Regions from separate parts of the Homo sapiens genome. Here region 2 is linked to region 1. A link is an interaction called in ENCODE POLR2A ChIA-PET data of the cell type or tissue named here. Cell type or tissue: PC-9. All regions are shown on one strand. Each heading gives the region's core, and the rest is flanking DNA. Links, peaks and the distances in the headings are about the cores only. Region 1 overlaps MYH9 (myosin heavy chain 9). Region 2 has its middle 18 kb from the start of EIF3D.

Region 1 (5,370 bases), core at 206-5,205:
ATGGCATGGTGGCCACACAGTACCGTGCTGGGTTTCAGCTTTTTTAAAATTTTTAGGTAATATGAACAAAGAAAAACAATCCTGGAAGGACAACAAAATGTTACTATTTCTTTTTAGTCATAAGACAAGTAATTTTTGTTTTTTCTTTGTCTTTTTAGAATGTTCACATTTTCTCTGAGTATGTGTCAGTTTCATCTTTTTGGAAATATATTCTGTTTTTAAATATATTTTTTTAATTGGGCAGCCTCCTAAACTAGAGGGTTCAGAGAGACTCCCAGAAATAGATTCCTTTTTTCTCATTTTAAATAGAGATAGGGGCTGGGTGCGGTGGCTCATGCCTGTAATCCCAGCACTTTGGGAGGCCAAGGCGGGTGGATCACCTGAGGTCAGGAGTTCGAGACCAGCCTGGCCAACATGGCAAAACCCCATCTCTATTAAAAATACAAAAATTAGCCGGGCGTGGTGGCACGTGCCTGTAATCCCAGCTACAGGGCTGTAATCTCAGCCCCTAGGGGGGCTGAGGCAGGAGGATCGCTTGAACCTGGGAGACGGAGGTTGCAGTGAGCCGAGATCGTGCCACTGTACTCTAGCCTGGGCAACAGAACAAGACTCCGTCTCAAAAAAAAAAAAAAAAGATAGAGATAGGGTCTCACTATGTTGCCCAAGCTGGTCTCAAACGTCTGGGCTCAAACTGTCTTCTTGCCTTGGCCTCCCCAAGTGTTGGGATTACAGGCATGAGCCCCTGTGCTCTGCTAAAATATATACTTAACAGAACAAGTAATACAGCATGACATCTTCATTGCAAAAGGTCCCAGAACAATACCCAGAGAGCATCAGGGACCTAGGCCTCCCTCTTCCCAACACAAACTGCAGCCCAGAGGTGCTCCCCTCAGTATGCAAGCGAATGCACGCTGCTGCATCCCAGGGGTGCTCCCCTCAGCATGCAGGCGAATGCATGTTGCTGTTTATCATGAGGTAGGTGATGCCAGTTTCCTTTCCCCAGGCTCAGACCCTCCCACCCAGGCCAACATCCTTGTCCTTTTAGCGGCCACAGCACAGCCCACGGAAAGACGCACCACAGTTGATGCCATCGTGCAGGCCCCTTGGTGGGCTTTAGGGTATTCCTAATTATTCAGCATTACAAATAATCCCACAGCAAAAGCCTTCCTGGAAGCTTCTGCACTGATGAGCGTGTGCGTTTCCCAAAGGTGAGAGTGGAGAAAGGAGGCTCGGGAAACATTCCTTGGTTAATGGTGTAAATCGCTTTTTTGGCTTTATTATTTTTTTCATGGGTAGTTTAAGACAGTTGCTTCCGCAGCCCCAGGAACCAGCCAAGCTAAATAGAAGAGGCCGGCACAGGTGTGCTAGAACCGGGCCTGGACTCCTTGTGGCTTGGGAACAGACCTGTGAAAGCTCCCACATCTCCTCGCCAGTCATCACCAACTAGTCACCACCAACAAGGAGATGGCGCAGCCCCTGCCTAATCACAGCAATTAACTGTTAGGGTCTTTGTGCAGGAAGCACACGATATGCTGAGAAAAACCAGCTTTTGTCTAAGCATGCACCTCTATGGACTAAGTTGGGTCTAAGCCCCAGTCACATGCAGACTGGGAAGATGTCTGCTAGGTAAGTGTTGAGGGCAGGTCCACCACTGACTGACTGTGGCAGACTTGGCAACAGCAGCTGTCACCCACAGCAGTGGCAATTCCCCGCACCTCCCCCCCCGAAACTAGGACATGTTTGGCGATGTCTGGAGACATTTTGGGTTGTCACAACTAAGGACGGTGCTCCTAACTCTAGTGGGTAGCAGCCAGGGATGCTGGTAAACATCCTAGCATGCACAGGAGGGTCCCACAACAAAGAATGACCCAGCCCGCAATACCAGGAATGCCGAGGTTGAGGAGCCCTGCCCCGGAGCACTGATTCATGCCACATGTTGGGCCTCAAGAGCTTGTTTAATCCACATAATCCTGTATGGTGGGTGGTCATTCTCATTTTCCAGATGAGGAAACCAAGGATCAGAGAGGTTAAGTAACTGACCCGAAGTCAAACAGCTTATGAGTGGCAGAGCTCTATTCAAACTCTGAGCACATGCCTTTAGCCAAAGCTCTGCACCTGGCAGACAGGCCCAACGATAATGCATGATGACAACCAGCCTGGGCACCGCGGTGGAGTGCCGCAGGCTTCTAACAGCATGGAGCAGGTGAAGGGGCTCTGTAAGCTGTGTAAATGATGATGCTGTCACCGGCCACATTACTGGGTGAGTCATTGTGCAAGAACCGTACTCAGGTCACACCCCTGCGTCCCCAGCAGCTGCCCGGCTCCTGGTCCTAGAGAGCCTCGACTCCACCTCTCCTGTGAAGATCTGGCCAGCACCTCCCCGTGAGCGCTCCTCACCTTGCCGGCATAGTGGATAATGCAGAAATCAGCTTTGTCCTTCAGCTGCTTGGGCTTCTGGAACTTGGGGTGGGTGCCCTGCTCCTGCATCACCTTCTCCACGAAGCTCTTGTCGGTGGCTTTGGGGAACCAGCACTCCTCGTCCAGCAGGGCCAGAATGCCCGGGGGGCCTGCCTGGAGGAAGCGCAGCATCAGCACAGGTGAGTGCACCCTGGGAGGGGCACCCCACCCTTCAAGAAGCCAAAGCCCGGACATCAGAATCCCCTGAATCCCACAGACGGTGGGCGACACACTCCCCAGGAGAAGCAAAGCACTGTTGAAGATTTCTAGCTTCTAAAGAAACCTCTGGGGCCCAGGCTGCGGCTGACACCTTTACCCAAGGATCCATCGCGGTGGTTCTCCAGCATTAGTGAAACCCTCAGTGGGTCTGATGAAAAGTGCACATCCGCTGACCCGCGGGGCCAGAGTCTGACTTCACAGTGCACTGGGGTCTGCCCAGGAGGCTGCCCTCAACAAGTACCCTGTGATCCTGCCACGGGAGATGCCAACCCACATGCTTTGCGTCTGCATGTCTATGATGAGATGGGATATGTAGGAGGAGCCCCTTGAGGAAGATAGTCCCAGGGACCCAGCAGCCTTCTGCACACTGAGTTTACAAGACAAGAAAGCAGGTTTGGACACTGCAGAGAGGCTGACAAAACTTGAAGCCCAGTGGGTTCCTATTAGTTGGAAAATTCAACTGATTAAAGAAAAAAGCTCATTACAAAAGTAAATTTTTGGCCAGGCGCGGTGGCTCACGCCTGTAATCCCAGCACTTTGGGAGGCCGAGGCGGGCGGATCACCTAAGGTCAGGAGCTCGAGACCAGCCTGGCCAACGTGGTGAAACTCCGTCTCTACTAATAATACAAAAATAAGCCTGTAATCCCAGCCACTCAGGAGGCTGAGGCAGGAGAATCGCTTCAAACAGGGAGGCAAAGGTTGCAGTGAGCCGAGAGCACGCCATTGCACTCCAGCCTGGGCGACAAGAACAAAAATCTGTCTCAAAAAAAAAAAGGAAATTTTTTTCAAACTGAAAAAACTTTGTCCTAGGCCTTCTGATCAATTAACCATAATCAAAAGAAAACCCAGAGACAGGCCAGGCGCGGTGGCTCACACCTGTAATCCCAGTACTTTGGGAGGCCGAGGAGGGCAAATCATGAGGTCAGGAGATTGAGACCACGGTGAAACTCCGCCTCCACTAAAAATACAAAAAAATTAGCTGGGCGTGGTGGCGGGCGCCTGTAGTCCCAGCTACTCAGGAGGCTGAGGCAGGAGAATGGCATGAACCCGGAAGGCGGAGCTTGCAGTGAGCCAAGATCAGGCCACTGCACTCCAGCCTGGGCGACAGAGCGAGACTCCGTCTCAAAAAAAAAAAAAAAAAAAAAAAGAAGAAAACCCAGACACAGGAACAGCTCAGGCTTCATTACAGATCATACCCTCAACAAGCCTAAAACACAAACAGGCGACCCAACCTCTACCTGGCAAGAGGTTTAAGTATGAACTCATTGGAAAGGGTTCCTCTTTTCCATCTTCACACAGCTAATGCTGGCGATAAAAGCACTGCTGCTTGCTGGTTTTATGGGGGGGATGAGCTGAGCTTTGGTACGTGTACACCTGGGCAGAGCACTCAATGCCCAGGGTCTGCACTGTTCCATGCTACAGTGAAAGCAGCCCGCGATAGGGCCTTACTACATCCATGCATGGCTGTTTCTTTAAGACAAAGAAATGCTTATCGAGCCCAGCCTTCAGGAGGATGCTGGGTGGTCTTCTGGGACTGAAAACAGGATGCTAGGGCCCCCGCCACATATGCACCTGGTCCGGCAGCTGGGAAAAGCCCAGCCCACAGCTGCAGCCCAGAGCATCTCCTCTAATGGAGGCACCCACCCAGGCCTCCCAGGCACTGGATCTCAGCCTTGGGGCTTCATCCTCCGGGTGGCACCAAAAGGAAGGGGAGTTAAGACACCTCCACAACCAACACAGAGCTGAGGTGAGGAGCGGGTGCCCCGGAAGGGAAAAGCCAGAGGCAGGTGTGAGGTCAAAGCAAGCCTGGTACTCACTGGCTTCTCAATGAGGTCGATGCAGGGCTGCAGGTCGAGGCCAAAGTCGATGAAGTTCCACTCGATGCCCTCGCGCTGGTACTCCTCCTGCTCCAGGATGAACATGGTGTGGTTGAAGAGCTGCTGCAGCTTCTCATTGGTGTAATTGATGCACAGCTGCTCAAACGAGTTCAGCTGCAAGGAGAGAAAACAATGTCAGAGAGACGCCAACCCTGCACTAAAGAGGCCCAGACACCCCTTGAGAAGGAGGGTGGGGCAGGGATACAGGAAGGGCCTCCTTGGGCACCTCCATGCCGCTGCCTTTAGAGCCCGGATGCTCCTGGCCTTCCCTTTATCCACCCAGCAGTGGGCAACATTTACTCTTTGGAGCCAGTGACCGCGGGCAGTCTGGTAAAGCCTTTTCAGAATAGTGCTTTAAATTGCATCCAATAGATTACAAAGAAAGTAGTTATTTTGAAATATAATCATCAAAATATTGTGATCGAGTAATACATTGTTTTTTTTTTTTATTTTTTATTTTTTGAGACAGAGTCTCATTCTGTCACCCAGGCTGGAGTACAATGGCGCAATCTCAGCTCACTGCAGCCTCCGCTTCCTGGGCTCAAGTGATCCTCCCAGCTTAGCCTCCCTAGTAGCTGGGACCCCAGGCACACACTATGGTACATGGCTAATATTGGTATTTTTTGTAGAAATGGGGTTTCACCATGCTGCTCAGGCTGGTCTTGAACCCCTGAGCTCAAGCAATTCTTCTGCCTCAACCTCTCGAAGTGCTGGGACTACAGGTGTGAGCCACTGCACCAGGCCCTTCTATTTTTTTATTGAAGAGATGGGGCCTTGCTTTGTTGCCCAGGCTGGTCTCAAACTCCTGACTTCAAAT
Region 2 (5,370 bases), core at 64-5,063, 230 kb after region 1:
AGCTGCTTCTCTATAAAACCTGCAGATGCTGCTGAACACCCTCATCTTTATGGCTCAAGGACATGAATAAAGGACGCAAAGTCAGAGCTCACGAGGAATCTCTGGCATAAAGCGACTGAGGCCCAGTGACTTATCTCGGGTCACACAGCCTGCTGATGGCAGAAGTGGGGCTAGAACTAGGATTACCAACCAGAAACCTTTTTGGACTACTTTCCCTAGAACCAGAGCTGTCAACCAGAAACAGTTCTGGGCCACTCTACCTCCCCTGTCTCTGGATTCCTCGGGAGTTAGGAGGATTTGTACTCTGGAATCTTAGACTTGAGTCCTGTCTCTGCCATTTACTTGCAGTATGACCTCAGATGAGTCACTTCCTTTCCTTGAACCTCAGTTTCCTCATCTGTAAGGTAGAGCTAAGGATTCTGACCTCAAAGGAGTGTTCTGAGGGCCAAACGTTGGGAAAGTGGACAGGAGGCAATCTCAGACATCTCATTAGCTCAAGAGGACTCTAGATACCTGAGGGTCATTATGACTGTTGACAAGTAGCCACCTTCTCCCAAGAGATTTTGTTACCATCTGTTTAACAGTGACCTTGAAGGGGATCCATCCCCCACTTTGCCCTTGCCAGTCCCTTAAAGGAGCACGCATGGCCTTTGGTCAGGCTTGGACCCTGGAAGGGAATGCTTTGGGATTCTCTGACTTTGGGTGTGAACTGGGCCCTGGATGCAGAGCCCAAGGGTTCCCCTCTCCTGGGAGGCTCCAAGGTCACAGCGAGTACTAGGGTAGAGTTGGGAAGGAAGCAGAATTTCCTGGGCAAAAGAAATGTCAATAATTCTTTTGTTTTCTTCAAGGCATCTACCTGCCTATCTGGGGCTCCCCTTAAATCCCATGTCTGTGGCTGGAACTATTGAGACTCTCCTACTTTGAGGAGGTCCCACTGTCCTGAGTTCAAATCCTGACTTTTCTCCTTATTAGTTGAGTGTGACTTTGGTTGGACAAGATTTCAAATTCCTCTAAACTCCAATGTCCTCATCTACAAAATGGGCCTCTTAAGAGTACACATTTGGTAAGGTTTAGTGGGAATTAAGTGAGATTATGTGTGAAAGGGTTTAGCACAGTGTAGAGCTCAGTCAATGCCCGTTATTACTGTGATTGGAAATTAGAATGATTGCCACCCATCGTGTTTGTATAACACTTGACCATTTCTGAACTTATGCTTCTCTTACGCCATTTGATCTTCGCAATGACTCTTTGAGGTGGCCGGTGCAGGGATCATGACCTCATTGCACAGATGAGACAACTGGAGCTCAGAGAAGGCAACCGTCTACTCAAGGTCACACAGCTTGAGTATGGCAGAGTGGCAGAGCCAAGTTCACTTCTTGTTCTTTTTTTTTAAGATGGAGTCCGGCTCTGTTGCCCAGGCTAGAGTGTAGTGGCATGGTCTTGGCTCACTGCAACCTCCGCCTCCCGGGTTCAAGCGATTTCCTGCTAATTTTTGTATTTTTAGTAGAGAAGGGGTTTCACCATGTTGGCTAGGCTGGTCTTGAACCCCTCACCTCAAGTGATCCACCCGCCTCGGCCTCTCAAAGTGCTAGGATTACAGGCGTGAGCCACCACACCTGATCTCAAGTCTTCTGAGATGAAGATTAAACAGCACCTTCCACAGGGTCAGACCGGACGAGACAAGACCAGGCTTTGACCACGTGGTTGGGTTGTTCCCTGGGTGCTTCATATCTCCCAAAAACTCCTTGATAGAAATAATCCACAATGCTGTTTCAAACCCTTTTTGCCTCTGTTTATGCTCTGAGCCTGTACCACCTCTAGGGGCGAAGAAACTTCTCCTTTCTCCGTGGCGTCAAACGGACTTTTCCTTGTATTTGTCCTAAAGGGACCTCAGCAGCCCCTCCCCGTTGGGTCCGTCAAAGCACTCTGCCAGAAGGTCTGTGTGTTCTTCAGTGTGGGCACATGATGGCGCTGCTCCACAACGCATGAAAAATCAGGCCCAACCCACCCCTCACCCCCCGCCCCCCGGACTGCATTTCAACGCATCAAAGATCAATTAAACACCTACTATGTGCAAGTGACTGTGATTGCTCCGGGGAGGGCTTCAGTTATTCAATACTGTTATGTTTAGCTATATTAATAATAGCCGTAATAACATCGGTACAGGGCTTCATAGTTTATCGAGCAATTTACGTGGATTATCTGGTTCTATCTGCCAAGCAGTCCTGATGCGTTAGATCGGGTGGGTCTTTCTGTCCCACTTGAGGAGGAAACTGAGGCACGGAGGGTGACAGAACTTATGTAAAGGCACGGGGGAGAGAGGCACATGGTAGGCATTTGATGAATTATAGGTGGTGGATGGAATGAGGCAGACCCAGGCATCTATCTCCTCCAGGTTGTTATTCATCAGTGAGGGCCGGGATTGTATCTTATTTGTCTTTCCATCCCCACTCCTAGCACGGCTTCTGATTGAGGGCTTCCACAGACCTCTGTGGCAGGGAGAGGAGAGGCAGGGGGATTCCCTGTAGGCTGCAATGCCGAACAGCTCCTGGAAGGCTCTCTGAGGGTGTGCAGGCTGAGAGAGGTGGCTTCTGGGCTGGAGACTGCAAAGAGAGGAGGTCACTGCCTTCACCGTGTAGCATTTGCAGGACATGAATGACTCACCGTAATTCAGCTCCTGAAGGCACCAAGTAGCTGAGTGGTCAGGATGATTCATTCATTCATTCAACAAACGTTTTCTGAGTGCCTGTTACATGCTAAGCATTAAGAATGCAGGTATGCAAACACAGCCTCTGTCCCCCTGGAGCTTCCAGAGCAGTGGAGGAGATGGAGGGCAAAGAGCTAGCAATGCGGTTTGGTTTGAGTTGCCCAGAAGTCTGTACTGAGTGCCACGGGGTAACCAAGTCTAGTGGCACAGTGTGAAGGCTACAAGAGGGGGAGATGTTTTGCAGGATTTGAAGGATGAAATGAATTTGCAGATAACCAGACAAAGAAAGGTGCATGAGGACTGGGGGAAGGAAAGCATCAGGGGCAGTGGGGTATGTACGGGCAGGAGCTGTCAAAGGGCGTCAGTCATGTGTTTGAGGATGGGTAACAGATGCAGTAGGAAAGACAGTGGTACCAGCAGGGAGGGCCTTGAAAGCTATTCTGAGGACTGTGAATTGCATCTTGTATTTGTCAGGGAATCACCATGCTGGGAGCTCTGCTAGGAGCTCAGAGTTCCATGGAGAAGGTGGGCAAAGAGAGGCCCATCACTCATGTTTACTGAGCCTTGACTATTTCGTGGTGCTAAGCACTTCTTGGGCCTTGGTTTATTGTCTGTCTTATAAGGCAGGTACTGTGATCATCCCCATTTTATACACGAGTAAACTGAGACTTGGGATACTGACATAAGTTTTTCCCAAGGTCATAAAACTGGTACTAGTGGAGTCAGGACTTGTCTTTTTTGTTTTTTAATGGTCACCTTTACTAAAGCTGAAGTGTATGGGTTTTTCACGGATGGGGTACAAAATTCAAAAGGCTCAAAAAGTCCCAAGTGAGGTTGCTCTTCTTTTTTTTTTTTTTTGGGATGGATTCTCGCTCTGTTGCCCAGGCTGGAGTGTAGTGGGATGATCTTGGCTCACTGCAACCTCTGCCTCCTGGGTTCAAGCGATTCTCCTGTCTCAGCCTCCTGAGTAGCTGGGACTACAGGCACATGCCACCACGTCTGGCTAATTTTTTTGTATTTTTTAGCAGAGACAGGGTTTCACCATGTTGGTCAGGCTGGTCTTGAACTCCTGACCTCGTGATCTGCCCACCTTGGCCTCCCTCCCTCCCCAGAGGTGACTACTCTTACACTTTCTTGTGTTTTTTATTTTCTAGAGACTTTGCCTGTTTGTTTTGTGAGAGGTGTTTTATATAGACATAAGCACAAAAAGCAAGACAAGACAAGTGCCTGTTAACTACAAACATGGGCTTTGGGAAGAGCCAGTGTGGGTTTAGATCTTGACTTTTTCTGAGAGCCTGACAAGTGTCACCATTAAATGCTGGTTTGGACAAAGGGTGGGCGGGCTTGGAGGGTGGGATGAGGATGGCAGGGGGTAGGGACGTGGACATCAAGAGGTCTGTGTGCACAAGTGTGACTGTGTGGGCCTGGACTGGGGGTGAGGTGATCAGATGGGGACAGGAAATGGGGACTGCAGAGGCCTGGTGAGAGACAGAGCAGGGACGAGGCAGGGGAGAGCGGCTGCTGCGGGGCTGTCATAGCCGGCAGGCGTTTGGCAGGGCAGAAGGCACAGTAAGAGGAAGAGAGGCAGCCTGCGGGCTTGGCTTGGGACAGCCTCTCTAAGGCTCGTGCTGACTCTCGAGCAGTTCCAGCTCAGCAGGCCATGCACACGAACCAGGAAGCTGGGTGGACTGGGCTGGGAAGGAGGCCATGGGCTCAGGAGCCCGGGAGATCTGGTCCCAGTGCCCAGTGGGGATTCTGGGCAAGCCAATTCCTCTCCAGGCATCTGTGCGGGTCAGCGCCACACGGAAGCCCCTCGTCCCTGTTGATCTTCACTGTAGAGGGAGAGGCAGGGAAAGGCTTGGGAGATGCCGGGCTGGGATGGGCTAGGGGCTTGGAATGCCTGCCCAGAGGTTTTCAGGGCGGCATCTCAGCAAGTGTCCACAGTGTGCAGAGCTCTCCCAGGCAGGATGGGCACCTATACATGCATGCATATGTGTACTTTACATGTTATATGTAATACAATGTAATACATGTTATTTTGCTCGGTTCCCACTTCCCCTTTTAGAAGCCAGTTGATATATAATGAGTTGGTGTCCTCCCATTCTTTTTGATGCATTGAGGATCCTAAGTCTGTGCCCCAGTCCCCATAGTCTGTTCACTTCCTGGCTTCCTGGAAGAACAAAATGTCCCCGCCTCCTCTCGTTCTTTCCCTGCCCCACTCCTAGAATCAGCTGTTTTTCTAAGGAGCCCAGGTTTTCTTCCCTGAGAAATGCTATTTGGGTGGGGGAGAGGGAGGGAAGCAACAAGCTGTGGGGGAAGAGCCTCGATCTGGGCAACCCCTTTGCTCTTGTGACCTCGAGCAAGTCCCTCGGGGCATTAGGGGACCAGTTATGTCCTTTCTAGACTCACCTGAGGCCAAGAAGATGTGGGAAACATCCATCCTGTGTGCCTGCGGTCTGGAAAGGCACAGCCCCAGCTCTGCCCCTGTGTGGCTGTGTGATTCTGGGTTTCTTAACCTCTCTGAGCCTCAGAGTCCCCATCTGTGAGATAGGAATAACATGAGGCTTTTTTTTTTTTTTTTTTTTTTTTTTAAGACAGGGTCTTACTCTCTTGCCCAGGCTGAAGTGCAATGACATGATCATAGCTCATTGCAACCTTGAACT

The links. ChIA-PET counts read pairs that join two places held together with the same protein. Peaks named below come from ENCODE experiments on the same cell type or tissue, not always from the same donor. Only the 100,000 strongest peaks of a DNase experiment are listed, where the experiment ranks them.
Region 2: POLR2A ChIA-PET joins it to region 1 with 19 read pairs; 2 of 35 experiments call an interaction of 5 or more read pairs at or near these places.

Annotation. Positions count from the first base shown.
Region 1 is chr22:36,309,652-36,315,021 of GRCh38, forward strand. It overlaps MYH9 (myosin heavy chain 9), which reads right to left. Exons shown (of 41, transcript NM_002473.6): 13 at 4,494-4,667; 14 at 2,398-2,571. Among named protein-coding and RNA genes, the nearest start is that of MIR6819, 25 kb to the left of the region's middle. In PC-9, for the core only: no CTCF peak of the experiment used is centred there; a DNase peak (open chromatin) is centred at 2,240.
Region 2 is chr22:36,544,479-36,549,848 of GRCh38, forward strand. No RefSeq gene overlaps it. Among named protein-coding and RNA genes, the nearest start is that of EIF3D, 18 kb to the left of the region's middle. RefSeq lists a silencer at 1-218. In PC-9, for the core only: CTCF peaks have their summits at 1,969 (motif pointing right) and 2,169; DNase peaks (open chromatin) are centred at 1,963 and 2,703; H3K4me3 peaks cover 557 bases; H3K27ac peaks cover 404 bases.